Linked DNA regions of Homo sapiens: region 2 is linked to region 1. Evidence: chromatin loops called from intact Hi-C (ENCODE). Cell type or tissue: mammary epithelial cell. All regions are shown on one strand. Each heading gives the region's core, and the rest is flanking DNA. Links, peaks and the distances in the headings are about the cores only. Region 1 overlaps NHS (NHS actin remodeling regulator). Region 2 overlaps REPS2 (RALBP1 associated Eps domain containing 2).

What was found. Hi-C counts contacts between places; a loop is a spot of excess contacts. Peaks named below come from ENCODE experiments on the same cell type or tissue, not always from the same donor. Only the 100,000 strongest peaks of a DNase experiment are listed, where the experiment ranks them.
Region 2: a loop joins it to region 1, with 20 times the contacts of the local background. A loop is called at or near these places in 19 of 110 quality-filtered maps.

What each region holds. Positions count from the first base shown.
Region 1 is chrX:17,683,561-17,694,382 of GRCh38, reverse strand. It overlaps NHS (NHS actin remodeling regulator), which reads right to left. Exons shown (of 9, transcript NM_001291867.2): 2 at 6,489-6,641; 3 at 1,915-2,048. Among named protein-coding and RNA genes, the nearest start is that of SCML1, 49 kb to the left of the region's middle. RefSeq lists a silencer at 4,008-4,067. In mammary epithelial cell, for the core only: a CTCF peak has its summit at 4,069 (motif pointing right); no DNase peak of the experiment used is centred there.
Region 2 is chrX:17,118,019-17,128,840 of GRCh38, reverse strand. All of the region lies in intron 14 of REPS2 (RALBP1 associated Eps domain containing 2), which reads right to left. Among named protein-coding and RNA genes, the nearest start is that of REPS2, 180 kb to the right of the region's middle. In mammary epithelial cell, for the core only: a CTCF peak has its summit at 7,185 (motif pointing left); no DNase peak of the experiment used is centred there.

The DNA of each region.
Region 1 (10,822 bases), core at 879-8,878:
TGTCTTTCAGCAATATACAGTCTTGTGAGCTTGAACTATGTTCTATCCAGGCCTAAGGGATATAACTCAAATGAAAATCTTCTAATCCTTGTAGTGACCCAAACTCTTGAACAAATAAAACAGTTAAAATTACTTAGAAATACTAAGTATTATCATTTGGGATGGACAAACTTACTGAAGTTTACCTAAGTGTAATCCATAGTCTTCTCTTATTGATGTTTGTTGGGTAAGTAAATGATGTACTCTCGTTGCTATTCGTCATTTTAAGCCTTTTCCTATAGTCTTACTTTAGTATTTAGACATTATTAAAAATTATGCAGATCATGAGAAAGGGTTATATTTTTATGTAATTTCTGTAAATGCTCAAAATTCTTCTCTTTCACCTCCCCCTTCCAAGAAAACCAACTTAATTAGCCATAAAACATGTTATAATGAATGGGAAAATATTTTAGCATTTTTATGCAGAAAATGCCTCATTAAAAGCAAATGCCTCAGCAAGCAGATTTGAGCTGCTTAAGAACTTCTGCTTTATGACAAATCACTAGCATGTGAAACTGCTCTATCTGAAGAACTAGAAAGCCCTAAGAGGCCCTTGTCTCCTTTTCTTATCCTTGGGCTGCAGTGCAGCAATGTAGTAAGTGCAACACGGCGCTCAGTGTGCACTTGATGAGCACTGAAGGACCTGCCTGCAGTCCAGCTACAAATAGGAAAAATGTTTTTATATTTTGTCCATTATCACTCAAGGTCTTATCTGGATGTTATATCATGTGGGTTCATTTAGATAAAGTCTGTTTTTGGCTGGATATTTGGCACCATGTGACCCAAATATTTTGCATCTCTCTTGCATATTGTAAAAGCCGTAAGAGTGCACAATTTAGAGTCATACACGCAATTTTAATTTCTAATAAAAACCTTAACTCGTACCCACACTATTGTAACTTCTTTAGACTTTGGGTCTTGAACCAGAATGACAAGACAGCAGGAATGCAGACATTCAGACAGGCAGTGTGGGCTGATTTGGTCACAAAAGCCATAGTCCCTCACTTCAATGATGCCTGCTCAGAGGCACAAAGTGCTCAGTTGTCCCCACTGAGGCCCCAGAAGGCACATCTGCGGTGATGTGTTTGTAGTGGCTGCTGATAGTATTTGCAGGTGTTTTGAGATGGGCTCAGCTTCATCATCTGTGACCCATGCTTGAGGGCTTGGGCTGAGTTACAGCCACATCCATCTGGTCAGGGCTGAAAGCCCCAGAGGCGATGACGTCACCATGGTATTAAGTTACCCTGGAGAACTAGCCTCCTTTGGAGAATGGGAAAGCATGAAATGATGACATGATTACTCTTCAAATGGTAATTTTTCGTATCACTTAAGTTCTTTACCAGTTCACCCCACCAAGTCAGCCATGCTGTCACTTTACCAGTAATAACAGTAGTGGCAGCTGTGGTTAACATTTCTTGAGGTCTTACTCTGTATCAGTCAGTCATTGGGCTAAGCACTTTACATGCCTTATCTCATTTAATCCTCTAGCCCTATAAACCAGGTACTATTAATATCCCTATATTACAGATGAGGGAACTGAGGGCAAAGAACATAAGTAACCTATCCTGAATCCTTCAGCTTGCAAGCAGAAGAACCGAGGTTTGAAGTATGTATTTTTTTTCCTGATTTTAGTCTGTAATTATTCTTGCTTTACTGCATTGTGCTACCAGTTAACTAAAAAATATGTCTGTATTCCAAAAAAGAGGCGTTTCTTTCAGGAATGAAAGGAAGGGAAATTAATTTGTTCCCAAATGCCCATGATTTGAGCTCTTAGCCAGCCCAGCCTCTCTCACTGGGAGGCAGGAAACTGACTCCCAGACAAACTGATGTTTCCTCAGCAGCAAGCATAGGGCTGCAGGTGGCCACCAAACTTACCGTTAAAAAGTGACGGTCCTTAAACTCACGCCTCCTCTGGCTGTGAGCTGGAGGGTAGGCTGGCAGTGGAGGAGCTGCAATGGAAAGGGGGGCAGCTGCTCTTTGCTCTCGGCGATCGCTCCGGCTCCGGTGTTCTGAGAAGGAGAAAAAGCAGTAATACTGAAATACACTTGGCATTTTCAATTTCTCTTTTCCCCTTGGGAGTGTTAGCAAAAGGCTGTAAAAAAAAAAAAAAGTGAGTTTTCATTACTTTAGCTAATTTGAATACCAAATAAGATTTTCAGAATGGTTTTTAATTGAACTTTCACTTACTATTAATATGAAATTGGATGCATACATTTCAGTGGATCCATCTCATAATCTGTACAAGAGGGCTCACTTCTGAGTTCAGTGTGACTTATTTCAAAACAACATAAGCAACAACAACAACAACAACAAAAGTTGAGAACATAGTGGAAGATTTGCTGCCATCAGTACTGGAGTGGAAAGTAGGCACAGACAAAACAGAGCTGCCCGGCCCACCCACTGGGTACGGGAGCTGGCTGTCACTGGCTCAGGGGAGCTGATTGCTACATATTCAGGAATTTGTGTGAGTCCATTTTTCAACTGTTGGTACCTGGAAATAACTCATGTTGGGAGTATTTACATCACATGTTTGCTGAGTGACTGAGAGTGAATTTATGCTTTCATTAAAGTCTAGTCTTTTAAAATTAGAATGTATTACATTTCTCTGTATTTCGAATGGGCTGTGGTGGGTGCCTTTACTGCCATGCGCTTTTCTAGGTCCTGTTACTTGTTTCTGACAGGCCTGCCCAATGCTGGCTCCATTTTCTTTGCCCCATTCAATGTGCTGCCCCCTAAACTAGGAACTGAGCACTCTTGAACTTTCTGATTCTATCCATGTCTGACTTGGCTGTCCGTGTGCCTCGCTGCCTGAACGTAGTGTCTGTGTCTAGAAGATGTGATAGTATTCCCCATCTCCCTTTGCTTGGGATTCTTCTGACAAATGTTGGCTCCCATAAGCAATCAGAGCAAAGTCTTCAAAACCATGTAGGTAGTCTTTGCTAAACTGCCTCCAAAGTCAATGTTTATCCGAAGGCTGTTTAAGATAAATGTCTTCCTTGTTAAAGTGCCCACCTCCAATGCCACCATCATTATGCAAGCAAACAGTGGGCTTTTCTAAATGGGTAACACAAGGAAAAGTGTTTACATTCTTAAATCCGTACAGAAGAGTCACTTACAGGTGTTACTGGTTAGGAAGAAGTGAAAGGAGGGGAGTAGTTGGAAGGGAGACATCAACTCAATTTTCCATTCAATCGCTCCCCTCCTACACAATCTTAAACATATATCTTTCTTTGCTCTAGGCTGGGAGTAGGCAGGCTAGATTAATGGCTCCCTAATAATACCTTTTTCTGGTGCTGAGGTAGGGAGAACATTAGTCCACTACAGCCTGAAACTGCAGTGGAATCTTGCTCCTTATTCCCTTAGACCAATGAAACTTATGCTGCAGCCTCCAACTTGAAAGGAAAGGAAATATAAAATATAATTATCTATTTATAGTTGCTTATGAATCTCTCTCTCCATGATTTATGAACATAAATGATAGCATCACATAAAGCCATTACTGGCTCTGAGCATTAAAGAATTACTAAGGGGGAAAAAAAGTAATCAGAGCCTAAATAACTTGAAATACATGTAGATGCTACATCCTCCACAAAACCCTCCCTGAAGCTCTATGAAATGACTTGGTACATTTCTTCTTAGCCTCCCTATCACTGTATTGAAATTACCTGGTTACTTGTCTGTCTCTCCACTAGACCAGGGATTCCTTGTGGGCAGCATACGTTATTGCTTTTTGACTCTTAGGTTCTACAACACTCCCTTGCCTTCAATAAAATTTGTTGGGGGGTTTGCTATCAAGCAGATCTTGAAGGCAGCCAATTTCTAGGTTTTAATCTTGGTCCTCCAGCTCTCTCCTTACAGTCTCACCTCCAAAAGAAGCACAGAGCTGCTGTCACCACAGCCTCATTTGTCTGTGTTTCATTATCCACTCCCTCATGGTGGAAGCAAGGCTATTCCAGCTGTCCAAATAGAGAACCTACAGGGATGCTCACTGCAGCATTTGCTGAGCATGGCAGTTGTCTGATAGGTCAGTATTATTCATGGCCACCAGATGGCAGAAGCAGATTATGCTGATGAATACAGCAGTATGCTATTGTGTTTCTTGGACAAGGTTAAAAAAAAAGTCACTTTCTAATTTTAATTCTACACTGCATGTTTTTAATTCCATGATGGCTATAATTCTTGTTTATGGCTCTCTGCAGTGCTATTAAAACTACTACACCCAAGATATGCTATTGAGCCAACCGCAAAACAAGCCAGTCTGTGGAGGGTAAAACGCATCTCCACAGTCTTCCTTCCAAACCCCAGGAGGCCCCACATCCCTCTCTCACCGCCCCACAGGAGGAAGTTCAGAGAAAATTGATATCGGCACTTGCTGTTCTTCAGTTCTGCTTTAAGTCTAAACCTGACAAAGCAGTGAAATGTGATAGTTTACGAGCAGCTTGGTGTTATCTGGTGGAATCCATAAAATCCTAATCAGGGATGACTTATTAATAAAATAAAGGGATAAAAATAATTATACCTAAAGGGCTAATGTTACCCAAGATTTCTAATGATGGGACCTGAGAAAGGATTTGGTGAGAACGATCAGATTCCTTTATAGTCATCCTGTGCCCTCAATGTTCAACCAGTTTTTTGCAAAACTTGATTCAGTTCCACAAATGTTCATTGAGGACCTACTATATGTCAGCTTCATGCTAAGTGCTTTGAATAAAATAAATTAATAAGATATCATCCTTGCCCTTGAGTTGCTCATAGATTAATGGCTTATTAGTGGTTGGTTGGTAAAACAGGCCCATAGTGGTTGATTATAAGATTCTAAGTGGCAGGATGGGAGGATGCACAGGATATTATGGGAAGGGTGCCTAATCCAGGCTGCAAAGGAATGGCAAGTGTGGAAAGAAAGATTTTCAGAAGGTGGCTTAAGTTAAAAAAGAACTTCTTAGCCAACTATAAAATTGAAGTGAATGGTAAGTATGCCAAAGATGCTTCTACAGGATACTGATCATCACTCTTCATTGTAAGTGTCACAATGTCTTCCCCTAATAACCAAGGAAAATTTTTAGAAACAATTGCTTTAGGGATATTAGGAGGTTAGCTCTTTCATTAAAAGGAAAAAAAGATGAGGAAGGGAAAAAAGATGAGGAGGGAAAAAAGATGATAATTGAAGGCAACAAACTATTGAAGATAAGGATGGGGAAAAGGCAGGAGTTATACAAATGTGGAATAAATAAGATGAAAACAATATCACCATTTTGTTTCTCCACTTTGATAATGACATTAAAATATTTTACTTGCATTTTAATACTTTTGCAAAATGCCATTTCTTAAAAGAGTGTAGGGAATTTGGAAGAAAGACATTGAATGTGTAGACACCATCTATCTCCATAGCAAGAATCTAAAGGCCAAAAAAAGCTGACATGTCCCCTTCTGATACCCAATTTAGGGGGCTCTAAAACAATGAAGCTACTTTTTATTCCCCTTGTCCTAATTAGAATGGTTTTAAGGCACTGAAAAGCAACCAGTGTAAGAAAAAACTGTATTCCTATTTTGACTGCTATGAGCCTATCTCTAGCTTTCTCAGGACTGTGAGAGACATGTAAACATCAGTACCTATTTCCATGAGACACAGTGTATGGCAAGGAGGAAAAGAGCTCTGGCAGGCATTTCAGAGGCTTAGGTTGGGTCCTGGTACCACACCTAACCTGCTATGTGTGACCCTGAGCAAGTTTCCTCACCTTTCTAGGCCTCCGCGTGTCCCACTAAAGAATGGGGGCATTAGACCGATCACTGGTTCTCAAGAGAAGCAGAAGAGCCCTCTAGGGGATCATTCTAATTGTTACAATGATTGGATGGGAGCCAAAGATGACAGCCATCCCATAATGCAGAGGATGGTCAATGAAAATGTGTCCCAGGTCTCACACAATTTTAAATGTTCCATCAGAATCTCTTATAGGGGAAAAACCTAGTGCCTATTTATGAGTCAAGCCAAATTCCCTTTTCATTCTAATCCAAAGTATTTATTTTTTGCCCATATCTAATATATACTGAATGTACCAGTTTTTATGGTCATGCCCTCCTGCCCCTCGGAATAGTTTCTGAAGGTCTGTACTTAATCCAGACTTGCTTTTGACAAGTGCAGACATCTGACTGCTTCATGATGTCTTCTAGTGAGGTCATGCCTGAGCATTTGCATATTGAAATAGATATTATTATCAATAATTTCCTTTTAATTTCTCTTTATTATCATATTTAGACCATAATATTATTTTTTCTTATGTGTATGGGTTGGGCATATTACCCATGGATTTCATTTCAGGGTAGAAACGGGAGCATTTCAAAGTACTTGCTATAATAAGGGGGTGTGTTGGGGCTGATGGGACAGAGGACACCTGGATGGGACAACCTCCGAGTTGTCTCCCGCAAAAGCCCCCAAGCCCAGGATCTGTCACCTCTGCGCAGGGCTTGCAGGCTCTGCCGGGCGTGGCGGTGCAGCTCCTCCACGCAGGGTGGCCTTGTGGCTGGGAGGAAGATGTTGCGCTGCTGGTGCCACGGGGCGCGGTAGTACACACTCAGCTTACTCTCTATGTCCAGGTTGGAGACGGCTGCAAGACAAGAAACAGGGCGTTGTCCATCAGTGGCTTTAAGTTGTGCTTTTGGCCAACCCTGGGGTGGGGAAGAGGACAGGAGTAAAGTCTGGGTGGAGTGGAAGTCCAGACTACTGCATTCACATTAAGAACTAACTCAAGGCCGGAGAAAGGTTTGGCATTTATGATACTGATAGGGACAACTTTTGCCCCTGAGCCGAGGCACGGGAGGCTCCAAGACACCAACCGTCTACCTATGACTAGCTAATTTCCTCTCCGTACCTTCATTCCTCACCCTTGGCACAGTCGCTCATCAACACTGACAAGCCCCTGGCTAGCCTGCTTGGGGGTGGAGATGGGGGTCCTGTTTCTGAAAAATGTGGAGGAAAGCCTCAGAGATGAATGGAAAGGCTGCCTCAGCTCCAGCCTTCTGGCCGCAGGGCCTCAGAGCTGTAGTTCTGCACGCCGCCCCTGCTGTCCACCTGAACTTCGGCCTATACCTTGCCCTGCCTCTGTCCCTTGTGGTCCCGTCCCCAAGGTATCCTTATCATGCCCTACACCTACCGGCTCCATTGCCTGTCATCTTTCAAAGCATTGCTCTTCCTTGGTTTCACCCAGGGGTGAGCATACGCATTAAAGAAACCATCATAGAGGTAATGAGTATTAAGGGAGGGAAACTGCAGATGCAAGATGAGTTTTTGCAACTCATCCAAGAGATCAAGGAAGGAAGGCTTCCTTCCCCCAAACACAGCATTTAACTCACTCTCATCTTCTTCATGTACACAGGGATCCTAGGATGGAACTCTCCATGAGTTAAACAGAAATTCTGCTGGAAGCAGATGTTAGGAACCAGGAGGATTTTTACTAAGAAATGGCTGCAAAGAGGACCTCACAAGCACCTGGGTAGCCTGTCAGCCTCGGGAATGGCATGAACTGGCCCAGTCTGCTTTACCCTCCAGACACACTATCCAGATCCAGACTCCTGTCCTGGGCCCACCCTGCTCCCCCCACCTCCCAGTCTCATCTCTTTCCACTCTGGTTCAGTAATGGGGGATTGACTGAGAAATCAGGCTCTCCCTGCATGCAAAAGTCAACTCCTACCCAATGGGGCAGAGGTCGTTACCAAACCCAACAGAGAGGACCATGAATTCATGTGCTCATGACAGCTGGGAGAAGGGACAGAACAGAAAGCATGTCTGTGGAAAGAATGGGCAAGAAGCCAGGTGGGCAGTCCTAGAAGTAGAGGGGCTTCTGAGCACCCCTTCCCTTAGGCTCGTCTTTTCAGGAAGGTGGGAGCCAGGATACAGGGCTGGGCCAAGGTGACTAAGAGGTAGACCAGAAGACTCTTCTAGTCCCTCATTCCCTCAGCACTGCTGACCAGAGGCTTAGGGTGGTAACTTTTGACAGCCCCTCAGAAACCAGGTCAAGTGGCCATGGCTCTTTAATTCTTGTGTGGGGAAAACCTGAGCCCCTCCTATTTATCTTAATGTTCATCTGAAGAAAAGGCTCATCAGAAGTGCTTGTCAAAAACACAGATTCCTGGGCATCAACCTAGACTTTGAATCAGAATTTCCAAAAGAAAGGCCTGGTAATCTATATTACATGAAAAGTTATTTTTATCATCAGGCAGGTTTGAGAAACACAAAATGTCTTCTGATGATGCCTTGGGATCTTGTAGGAGTGAAAGGAGTTGGGCAACATGAGGGAAGGGAAGACGCTGCTGAAAATGGAAACATCCATCCACCCATGGAACATTCCCAAGTAGCTCTTAGTCTCAGGCATGGTGCTAGGTGTTGGAACACAGCACAGAACAAAACACACAGGAATCCCGACCCTCATAAAGCATTTGTTCTCTGGCTTTGTGCAAAATGGTTTAACTGTGATTCTGCCTGGATGAAATAGTTTGGGAGCAATGACACTGGAAGACTTTTCCTATTTTGGTATTATACAGTTCCCTAGGGATGGTCTCAGGCATCAAGACTCTAGAGGCCTTGAACGCCAAAAAGGTTATAGTCCTCACTCCTCCACGTCCACCTTTCTGCAGCAGGTGATCCCAAATTTCAGAATCAATTGGCATATCATAAAATTAGTGTAAAGATGTTCAGCAAATTCTCTTCCCTCATTATTAAATATTAAATATCAAGTTACCTGAAAAAAAAAGCATTTTTTGGTGCCCATGCTTTGCTGATACCCTAAACACATTTCTACTGTGCTTGTTGGGCAAGCCAGTGCTGAGTTCCTGGGCTGCTAAACTCTGCCTGCTGCTTGGGACTGTGAATTCACAGATACAAAGAGTAATGCATGAGTTCCAGCATGGGCAGCCTAGTCATGGCTCCTGGGAAGAACCAACCCTCACAATGACAACCTGCAGGGCCAGGGATCATCACCTTTTTCTTTCCAAAATCTTTTTCTTTCTCCATTGAGAAGCTATATCGGATTTCTGCCACACATTAGCAGGTGAACATTTCACTCATCAGTTGCCACCATCCTGTCTATCTCTTAGACAGGGAAAGGAGGAAAACTCTTTAATGCCTTTGCTCTCAGTGACGTCATTTGGTCACAGAGCATTAACTAGTATTACGTGTCCACTAGAGGCAGGCAGACAGCCACTAATGGAGCTCTTCCAGGGAAAACTGTCCCCCTTTTCCTTCTTTAAAAAATCTATTCCTTTTCCTAAGTAACAGTTCAACCACAGTTGAATCCATTCATTCGTGAGCTGCTCCACTGCCATTGTAAGGCTGCCCTGCATCTTCGGGTTCACCATGCTCCCTTTTCCTCCCTTTTTAACAATCTCACCATGGCTAAGTTATGCAAGATAGCAGGCTTAGTGCCCTAGGAATGTTTGTTCTCATAAAAATGGAACAAAGCAAAGCAAGAAGGTTTTTCCTCTGTTTATTTGCATACGTCCAGGGGCCACTGTGTGATAGGCAGAATTTTAGGATGATTCCCAAGATTCCTGCCTTCTTGTGCACATACCCTGTATAATCCCCTTCCCTTGAGTGTGGGAAGAACCTGTGACTTAGTTACATTACAAGTCGAAAAGGGTTTTACGGTCTGTACTCAATCGACTTGAGTTAATCAAAAGAGAGAGTATAATCCTGAGTTAATACTTAAAAGAGACAAAAAGCAACAGAGATGCTCTCCTATTGGCCTTGAAGAAGCAAACTGTCGTGTTGTGGAGAGGGACATGTGGCAGGGAATGGCAGGTGGCCTCTAGGAGCTGAGGGCCTCACTCCTACAACTTCAAGAAACTGAATTCTGCCATCAACCAATGAACTTGAAAGAGAACTCTGGGCCTAAGATGAGATGAGATGAGATGGGATGAGCCCAGCTGACACCTTGATTTCAGCCCAGTTAACCCTGAGCAGAGGACCCAGTCAACTCATACCCAGACTCCTGACCCATGGAAATTGAAAGATAATAAATAGGTGTTGTTTTAAGGTGCTAAGTTTGCAATGATTTGCTATGCAATAATAGAAATAATAATAGAAAACTAATTGTATTAGTCTGTCCATTCTCATGCTGCTAATAAAGACATACCCATGACTGGGTAATTTATAAAGGAAAGAGGTTTAATGGGCTCACAGTTCCACATGGTTGGGGAGGCCTCACAATCATGGCAGAAGGCAAAAGAGGAGCAAAGTCACGTCTTATATGGTGGCAGGCAAAGAGAGCATATGCAGGGGAACTCCCCTTTATAAAACCATCAGATCTCACGAGATTTATTCACTACCACAAGAACAACATTGGAAAAACCAGCCCCCATGATTCAATTGCCTCCCACTAGGTCCCTCCCATGACACTGGGAATTATGGGAGGTGCAATTCAAGATGAGATTTGGGTGGGGACATAGCCAAACCATATCACTAATGCACACTCCCACTACTTTATCTACTTCTCTAGAGTCAGTCACTTGCTTTGTCTTGTCAATTCCTCCCCTCTGTTACTGCTCCCCAAGAAAGGGGAAGATAATGACAAGGGTTACAACAGGAAATAAGGCTCTATGTGTCATTTTTATCCTCCACAACAGGAAAAAGGTTTTTTGGATGTATCATTTCCCTCATCTAAGACTACAAGCTCTTGTGGGAAGCTCCAACCATATGCCAAGTTCTAAGCCAGGTGCATTATATTAATAATATCATGGTACCCGCACACAACTCAAAGAGGAAAATATTGCCCCTATTTTATAGATAAGGAAA
Region 2 (10,822 bases), core at 2,823-10,822, 570 kb after region 1:
ATGGCAAATATACTTTCACTCTAATTTTGCAATGAAAATCCTGGACTTAGACAGTGCTGCCACTCATGATGTGGCAAACTGTCCTGGGTCTTCGACCATTCCCATGGTTGATGGGACAATATGATCCCTGCTGAGCTGACTTCCCAGAAATGGACACAGGTCCAGAGAGGCTAAGCATTTCTATGCATTCATTTATTCAATTACACAGATATTTTTTTCGTACCTCTGGTATGTCAGGGACCATGGTAGGTGCTTGGGACATGGGTACGGGGAGGCCCACTGTAGTAGGTGCTGTGTTGGCCCCACCTGGGTCACCTTTCCCTGGCTGGCACACCATCCCCCAGCTGCTCTGAGTGTTAGCTACTGAGGACTCACAGCCACCCTCTTCTCTAGAGACTTATTCTCAACTAATGGGAGCCTACCTCCCACCCCCACCTCCAGCAGCCTATAATGACTGACTTAGAGAAGGATATAAAAGGCCAGTCCCCTGTCTCAAACAGGGTTAACTCTATTATGCAATTATGTACCAGAATCCTGCCTGTGTGGATCAGGCCAAGGTCAGATTTTATCTGAGACTATATCATTGCTTGGCTCCTTCCCCTTCCCTACTTTTCTTCCCTCTCCTCCTTCTAGGTTTTTTCCTAAAGAGCACTCCTTCAACAAATCACTTTTGAAGAATCCTCATCTCAGGGTTCTGCTTCTAGGGAAGCTGACCTGAGACACTATGCAACGTACTCCCAGGAGAGGGGACTGAAAGCACTCTAGTATGCTCCTCCTTGTTGTCTCTGTTTCTATCTCTATCTCTCACTCTCATATCACTTGTTCTGGAGACAGTCAGCTGCCACATTGTGAGGACACCCAAGCAGTCCTAACAAGGGGTCCATACAGCAAAGAAGTGAGGCCTCCTGCCAACAGCCCTGTGAGTGAGCCATCTTAGAGGTGGATCATCAGCTCCAGTTAAGCCTTCAGATGACTGCAGCCCTGGAAGACATCTTGACAGAAGCCTCATGAGAGGATGTAACCCCGAACCACCCAGCTAAGTCACTCCCAAGTTCCTGACCCAAAGAGACTGTGAGTTCGTAAATGTCAGTTGTTTTAAGTTTCTGGGGGGACAAAAAGGCATCCTGATATATCTAGAATTTGGGGACTTGCAGGGTGGAGGAAGGGTGAGGAGTCAGGAGAAAAATGGGAGAGCTGAAGCTGGAGAAGGGCAGCAGGGGATAACACATGGTTTCCCAGACCTGGTTTGTTCTGGGTCATTTGCTAAACACTCAACACCATCCCCCATTTCCATGCCCTTCTCTATGCCACAGCAGGCAGAAGCCTGGAAATATCTACTCCTTTTCTTAAGTAACTAATTCCTTAAATTAAATCTCTTCCAGTACGAAATACCAGGAGTAGTTTCTGTTTGCCCAACCAGACTGACACACATCCATCCTGAGGATCTGAGCTTATCCTGAGGGCCACAGGGACCACTGAAGGATTTTAAGTAAGGAATCAATCTGACTAGATTTGTATTTTACAAAGGTTATTCTAGATTCAGTGAGTAAAAAGGACTAGAGGTAACTCATATCTGGGGAAAAGGAACCTAATTCGAATGCTGAAAAAGAAAAGATGACGGTCATGTAGGCCAGGTTGGTAGGAATGGGTTCGGGCTGACTTAAGAGCTACCCAGACTGGAAATTGAAGACACCCTTGGCCATTTTTGGAATGTTGTGAGTGCAAGAAAAGATAAGGACACATGGAACCCAGGTTTGGATCCTGGATAATGGGTAAATGGTTGAGAGATAAAGTAGTTTAAAGCAAGAGGCAGGAATGATGGCAGTATGGAAACAGAATAAAATGAGGCAGATTTATCATAAAGCAGTGCTAGAACAACCCATGTATATCTTCTTCTAGTAGCATCTCTGAAAGGGGGTACCAGGAAGCACCAGTTCCATGAATTGTCTAGAGCAGGGATTAGCAAACCTTTCTGTAATGGGCAGATAGTAAATATCTTAGGCTTTGAGGGCCAGACTACCTCTGTAGCCACTCTGCAACTCTCCTGTTGTGCTAAAGCAGCTACAGACAATACGATGAATGGGCACAACTGTGTTCCAATAAACTTTATTTACAAAAAAAAAGTGGTGGGATAGATGAGGCCTATGAGCCATAATTTGTCAGCCCCTGGCCTAGGGGGAAGAAGAATCTACAGATAAGCTTAGGAAACACTGCCTGGTCTATCTCCCTCTTGGAGATTCACTGAGCACACAGAACATTACACACTCTGAAATTCTGAAAGGAAGTCACTTGCCTTTGCGTAGCCCATCAGTTCCCAAATTTATTTGGTTTCATCTCCTTATTCTCATGTAACTTCTATTAACATCCTGAAGAACTAATGTTCTGTGGAACATACTTTGAGAAACATTGACTATAGACTGGATTTTAGAGGAACAAAGGAAGAATATTCTATTTGACTTAATGCCAAACGCCATATTCCACACCTAACCCTTGGGGAGGTGCATTCTCCACTGTGGTTGGCAGATCCAACTCCAGGGGCCCCTGTTGCACTCCCCTCCCCTCTCGCTTTGGCTTAGAGTATGGAGACAGGGTGAGAATGAGGTTGCTGCCTGGCCAGAAGGGGGTCCCTTCTCCCTGCGGTAGCAGCTGTTGCTGCTGCCAACTACTTCTTTGCATGAATTTATTTACAGGGCTCCTTTAAAACCTCTTGGACAAAAACACAATAAAAATAGTTAATTATAATAGTTTAGGCAGATGAACATGACATTAATAAATTATGCATTTTTTAAGGAGTTTAAAACAGTATGTCTCAGATTCCAGTTCCACTGAGGCAGGTTAGCTTTACAAAGGTCCCACTGGTCCCATCTGAGTCCAGGTACTCGTCACACTTATCACCTGGGCCACTGCAAAGACTTCACTGGGTCTTTTTCCAGCCTTCAGTTCTAGTGCACTCTGATCCACCCTGCACACCACTGAGAAATTAATCTGGTAAAGCACCATCTAATCAAAATGCTTTTTCTCAAAGCCCTTCACTGGCTCCCCAAAGCCTATGGCACACAACACAATCCCTCAGCCAGTTAAAGGTCTTCCATCCTCTGGCTCCAATTTACCTCTGCAACATAACTGGGTTAGTTCGCCCATATGGAACCTGCTCCAGGCATATAGGTATTCCCCAAATCTTCAAGCACATCAGAAGTTTCTCCCTAACTTAATTATGTTTGTTCTAGACCCTCTAGCCCAGTGGCTCCCAAATATAACCAGAGCAGGATAATTATCTGGGGAACTTTTTATAAATTCAGATTTGTAGATGCTATTCCAGACTTCCCTCATCAGAATCCCTTAGGGATGGGGCATTAGAAACTTATATTTTAACAAGCACCCTAAGTGATTTTTATGTAGCCAGCCCAGATCAACTGGGAACCACTGATGGTCCAAACTCTTCATTTAAGAGATGAGAAAACCAAGTCTCCAAGGCCCTAGTCTGGGCAAGGCCACAGGTGCTCTTGCAAAACTAACTAGGCTTCTTAATTGTTTTCTCATCCATTCATCATAGAGGGAATGGGGGTATATGCCACATGGTTCTATAGATAAATATTTGCAGCTGGGCAAAATCTTCAGCAGTAAGATTTTGTTTAAAAGTCAAATTTGCAACCAAAAAAAAAGTCAAATCCCACTTAAAAAATAGTCTGGCCGGGCATGGTGGCTCACGCTAGTAATCCCAGCACTTTGGGAGGTGGATCACTTGACACCAGGAGTTTGAGACCAGCCTACCAACATGATGAAACCCCGTCTCTACTAAAAATACAAAAATTAGCTGGGCGTAGTGACACGCTCCTGTAATCCCAGCTATTCAGGAGGCTGAGGCACGAAAATCACTTGAACCCGGGAGGCGGAGGTTGCAGTGAGCTGAAATCTCGCTACTGCACTCCACATTCCAGCCTGGGTGACAGAGCAAGACTCTGTCTCAAAAAAAAAAAAAAAAAAGAAGTCCATCTGTAGAACTTTGCCAAGGTGTGGATAATAGGTAACTTTTTTTTTTTTAGGTTTGCAATATTGGCAGGTCAGAAAAACGAACTCAGGCTTTATCATCCAAGGATCCAGGTGGATTCCAAGAATGGGGATCACAAAGGCAGCAGCTAAATTCTAGGCAGACAAGAAGACAATCCTGCTGCTGCCTCCAGGGCCTTTCCAGCATTCTGTCAGTATTCTAAATGTCATTTGGTGCCTAGTTTTCACCTGTCCCCCATCTCCGCTAGGCAAGAACACAACAGAAAGCCATTTGCTAAACCCAGTCACAGAAGATGTAGAACCAATGGCCCAGCACACCACTGTTCCACCCCATCATTCCCCAACCAGGCTCAGAGAGAGGGGTAAATAGAGCCTCAAGAAGGTCCAAGAGACTGAATTCTCAGCAAGAATGATTACCAAAATCCATGACTCAAGTCACCTGTGAGAGACAGAACATGATAAACGAATGGTAAGCACCTGGAGGGCAGGATCTGTCTTGCTTCCCTATCATTTTCTTGATACCTAAGCTGCATGCCAGCAAACAACAGGTCCTCTAATCAATGTGTGGAATAAGCCAGCAATGAACCCAATACTGTTTCATGTTCCACTGGAGAAGAGGTCAGTAATTCATTCCTTGGTAACTGCACCCACAGAGCACAGAACAGTTACAGGATATAGGCTCTGGAGTCAAACCCAGGCTTTGCAGTTGCTCATTGTGTGAGCTGGTCACATGCTTAGTCTCTCTGAGCTGCAATTTCTTCATCTGCAAAGTGGGATAATTCACCTAACTCACAATATTGTGAAGATTAAGCAAAATATCTGTCTAGTGTGCTAAGCACAATTACACAGTAACTGTTTGACAACAGCAGCTACTATTATCATTAGGATTAAAATTATGATTGGTTTCCCAGGCATAGTTCCTCCTACTGCAAGCAGCAGCCAATCCAACATAAGGGCATTTTCCTCCTTGCCAAACAGATGAAAACCTAGGCTGAGAAAATGCTGGCTCCAATTTAGAATATAAGCAGATCCCACAAAGCAGGCTATCCACAGTCTAAATCTGTGCCACTGGATATTACCGCTACTAATATTGGGGGGAGAAAATTTTAAAAATAAAAGCCCGGTCAGACTTTCATGTTTCACGGCTGCTTTAACATGGATATCTCAGGCAGTGTGCAGTGAACATCTCTGGTGGGCACCCCCCTCGGTAGACCAATCCAACACTGGAGACACTCAGGAAAACACTGACAGAGGGGCTCAGGAACAACTTTGGTGAAAGTGGGTACCAGTGACTATAATGGGCAACTAGTTGCTGGATTCAAGAGTCACATGGCAGAATGCCTTGGGGATTCTTGGAACCCATTAGATTATGGACAACATCCATGAGACAGACTTACTGTTACAACTAAAGGACTATGAGCACTTTATTTTGGTCTAAAAGACAAATATTTTGACCATGACCTGGGTTTTGTTCTTCTATGTCCAATTTCTAGTAATGGAACAGAAATCTGAGTCAAGTCTGAACTGTACTCTCTATATCACATACCTAAAGCCATATTATAACACCATCTGCAGAGTCAACAACATGAGCCTCACAGGTAAGGTGATCTAAAGCAGGATTCTCTAGAGACTCACGCTCCCCAGGGATGAGGTTGAAGAAAGATGCCCCATGCATGCCTCTTGCCAAACCAAAGAGACCCTTAGTAAAACAGGCACCCACCAGCAGCACAATTGAAAGGCACTTCATTATGAGGCCTTTAGAAATTCTTTCTGTTGGGCCCCAATCTCTGACATATATAGGCCTGGCAATAATAACAAATGTATATACAAATTTCAAAATGCCTCAGAGCCCTGGCCTATGAACCGATATTTTATCACACTTACAATCTGAATTCCTTTCCTGGTTTCTTTGCTCTGTGTATCAGTGTGATGGAGTATTAGAGTAACATCCTTTCCGACTTACTGATAGTTCACACTTAGACTGTGATAAATGTCCCCTTTTGGGTTGACATAGCCCTTCCTGCATGAGCCATGTCCATCAGAATAATGTGGCTTTAAAATTTTTCAATTAGAAATAGCTGGCCAGAAAGGGAGCTATAAAAATTATGTTAAGAGTTAGGAACCATCCATAAAATAAATTCAGCATTGATGAGGACATGGAACTGGAGTGGGAACACCATTAATGGAGTGTAAATCAGTACAAACACTTCGTAAAACTGTTTGGCAGTACCTACTAAAGCTGAACATATGCCTACACCATGACCTAGAAATTCTACTCTTAGGTATATATCCAAGAGAAATGAAAACACTCATCCACTCAACAACTTGGATACGAGTGTTCACAGCAGCACTATTCATAATTGCCCAAATCTGAAAAGTACAAAAATGTCCATCAATAGTAGAAAACAGTGTTATATTTGCACATACAATGGAATACTATACAGCAATGATCTCAATTACACACAACAGTATGAATAAATCACACAAACATCATTTAATAAAAAGCCAGACACAGAGTATATACCGCATAATTCCACTTATATAAAGTAGAACACAAGTCAAACTAATTTATGCTGTTAGAAGTCAGAATAGTGGTAACCCTAAGAATAAGAGATAGCGACTGGAAAACAGCACAAGGAGGGCTTCTGGGGTGCTAGTAATATTCTGTTTCTTGATTTGGGTGCTGATTATATGCATGTGTTCTGCTTGTGAAAATTGAGTTGCACATTAAATGTGCAGCTTGCTTTTCTATATGCAATTATACTTCAATAAAAAGTGTTTTGGGCCAGGCACAGTGGCTCACGCCTGTAATCCTAGCACTTTGGGAGGCCGAGGTGGGCAGATCAACTCAGGTCAGGAGTTTGAGACCAGCCTGGCCAACATGGCAAAACCCCATCTCTACTAAAATACAAAAATTATCTGGGTGTGGTGGCACATGCCTGTAGTCCCAGCTACTCGGAAGGCTGAGGCAGGAAAATTACTTGAACCCGGGAAGTGGAGGTTGCAGTGAGCTAAATTGCTTGAACCCGGGAAGCGGAGGTTGCAGTGAGCTGAGATCATGCCACTGCACTCCAGCCTGGGCGACAGAGTGAGACTCCGTCTCAAAAAAAAAAAAGTTTTAAAAATCCAGTAGAGCCGATTTCCTGTAATGTCCTTAAAGTGCCACCTAGTGGCACAAGTTAAACATAAACAAGAGGGAAGTTTTGCCCCTAGCAACTTCAAAAATATGGCCCCATTTCTAATAGCACATTCTGGGATTGGGCTAAAACAGTGCCCTAGACTAAAATCACTGGCATGATACATAAAGAAAAAAAGCTCTTGTTGCCTGGCACGTAGAATCCTGACACAAGGATTCAGAGGCAAGGGAAGCTGTCTACCACAGAGCATGCTAGTGTTAGTGAGCCGATGGTACACATCTCTTCCCAGCTCCACTTGCAGTCAGCATGGTGGGAGCATTCACAACACAGACAGCAACAACGGCTGCAAATTGGGGCTTTCCCCCACCCCGCAGGGGAGAAGGTTTACCAACACACCACTGGGTGATACTTACAAAATTTGATGGGCAGAGCAGGGTATTTAGGAGGAAGTTGGGGAGAAAAATTCCTTCACCCCATTTTCTCTGGACAGGCTTGTTTTCTTCTTCCTCTCCTTCAAGGATGAAGGAGTCTGGCTTCTTTTAATTATCTTGCGAAACAGAGTTGGGGAGGCCTACCCACTGCAAGCCTTTGAAGCTGCCAGTTGTATAAAAGATACTGCTCAGAATTTTGCTAGTAAAGTCTGAAAGACAGATCATCTCGGTCAAAGGTCCTCAAGGAAAAATCAGAAACCACAGACACGGGCATATGATCCTTGAGATAAGAGCAGGAGGGTTAAAGGCTGATGGGGAGGCCTATCCACCTGTCCACTGGTTCTTCTCATTGCCATTCTTTTGATCTATGGCAGGATTCTCAAGACTCATGTTCCCCGATGGAAAAGGTTGAAGATGCGCTATGCGTGCCTCTTGCCAATTGATTCTCCTTCACATTTCCATTATTTATAGAAACAGGTGACCATCTGGATTTGGCCTGTAGGCTATAGTTTGCCAACCCCTGACATAGGCAGAGAGACAGCCCATGAAAGGTCACAGATGAGGGTAACAATGTGCTTTGACTGCAAGTGCTTTAGCGAGCCACTTCAGCACTCATTCTGGGCTGGTTGCAACTAATTTCTAGCTATCTGGAGTCTGTTCTGTGTTTGCCAACTAGACCCCACCTCTGTTTCACTAGGCCTGTGGTGATGATAATTATAACAGCTAAATGTTATTGAGGGTTGACTATGGCACCAGGCATCATTCTAAGTGCTTTAGAGATCTTCACTCATTTAATCATCATAACCCTATGAAAATGGATACTACCATGATCCCCATTTTACAGATGATGAAATTGAGGCACAGAGAGACTAACTTGCCCAAAGTCACAAAGCCAGTAAGAGGCAGATAGGATTTGAAACCCCAAGCCCATGCTCTTAAATCCTCTGTCAAGCTGCCTCCCTGAGCCCAACCCCTGGTTGTCCTCCATTGTCCTTTCCCATTAGCACAGTAGCACATTTGGGCATCCTCCCAATCCACATCTGCTCCTCCCCTGACCCCCTCAGGAGTGCTTCCTTAAAGTCACAGTGTGGGCCGTGCACAGTGGCTCACGCCTGTAATCCCAACACTTTGGGAGGCCAAGGCAGGTGGATCACAAGGTCAGGAGTTCCAGACCAGCCTGGCCAACATGGTGAAACCCTATCTCTACTAAAAATACAAAAATTAGCCGGACGTGGTGGCATGTGCCTGTAATCCCAGCTACTCGGGAGGCTAAGGCAGGAGAATTGCTTGAACCTGGGAGGCGGAGGTTGCAGCGAGCCAGAATCGCGCCACTGCACTCTAGCCTGGGCAACGGAGCAAGACTCTTTCTCAAAAAAAAAAAAAAAAAAAAAAAAAAGTCACAGTGCGATAGGGGACAGCAGAGAAGAGAAATGAGGATTCCATTGCTCAGAAACCTAGAAAACCACCATAACTGAGCCCCCCAGGGGAAAACTGGGCTATATTGGTAGTTATTAGAAACATGGTGACCAGTTTATTGCTTACAACCTGTGTCAATAAAGCATTAAGAAATGGGTTTAAATGAGACACACAGAAAATGACTCAGTTGTAAGAACCATGAGAGACTATAGAATAGATAGTGTTGGGCATGACTGCTGTGAGAGGGTGACGCAGGATAAAGGAACTACAGGATAAGGATCACATCACAATCTTTGTGCTCCTATAGTTCTCAGCAAACTGTGGGCCTACAGTGAGCACATTCCGTTAACATCTGATGAAATGATTAGATGAATTTATGGCATCTTCCAGAAGAATGATACCAGCAGAGTGAGCTTTATATAACAATAGCATGGGCATAATATAATGAGGAAGAACCTAAGAAAGAAAACAAGTCACCAGAAGTGAGTTAAAGCTAATTTTTAACTAGTTCCATGAAATAAAATGTGTCCCTGACAAAGATAGTGTGTCAGTTTGATTGTTAATAAAATAATTGTGAGACGTGGTTTCACAGCACAGCATAGTAGTATAGTAGGAGCTGGTACACTGGGGCTAAATAGCCAAGGTAGGAATCATAGCCTTAACTCTTTCTTTCTGTCACTGACCTCAAGCAAGTTGCTGAGGTTCTCTGTGCCTTGTTTACTTATCTGCAATGTTAGGATAGCAATAGAACCCACTGCACGTGGTTGTTGTGAGGCTTAAATGAGTTAATATTTGTAAAGCATCTAGAAGAGCATCGGGCACTCTGTTGAAGTGCTTGATAAATTAATAAAATACATGAAGAATCGCAAAGCCTCTATGGTTTGTGTACTCTTAAAATCAATTTTGAAATGCATAAATAATTATTTATTATGCAAAAGTTCTCTTTCTGTTCCCTTTTAGGGGGTAGAATAAGGGTTACCCTTGGCCTTTTGCTACATCAAATATGTCCCACAGACCAAATGTGAAGGCCATTTTGGCTAAGATGAATGTAAGTCTGCACTGGGGAAGGCACTTTAAAAATAAGCATTTGAGATTAATGTAGGAAAGAGTTCACATTTAGAAAATTATTGGTGGGCACAGAGTGTAGAAATTTAATCAACTTTTACTTAGCAGATCTACAGTTAATTTTTGTGATGTATAATGAATGATTTTTCTCTCTCTACATGCTTATTAAATTTCTAGCACTTCCCCAGAAACCTTTTCCAGCCCTTTTCTTCTACAGCAGGCTGGCTTACTTACCAACTGCGAGGCCCAAGTAGTTAACTTCTGCTCTCTGAATCTCAACTTCCCCTTACATAAAATGATATGCAATGACAGATGTGAGAGTGTTAGCATGAACTGTTAAAATTTAAAAGACTCAGTCCCACTCAGAAGCAAGATAAAGGTCTCTGTGGGGCCAAATCACAAAGTGGTAGGTCAGGCAGAGGGTGCAGAAGCAGGCAGAGGGTGCAGAAGCAGACAGAGGCAGCTGAGAGTTCCTAATAACAGGGATTTAAATGTCCCACATGAATCATTAAAAAGTCAGGAAACGGCCGGGCGCGGTGGCTCACGCCTGTAATCCCAGCACTTTGGGAGGCCGAGGCGGGCGGATCACGAGGTCAGGAGATCGAGACCATCCCGGCTAAAATGGTGAAACCCCGTCTCTACTAAAAATACAAAAAATTAGCCGGGCGTAGTGGCAGGCGCCTGTAGTCCCAGCTACTTGGGAGGCTGAGGCAGGAGAATGGCGTGAACCCGGGAGGCGGAGCTTGCAGTGAGCCGAGATCCCGC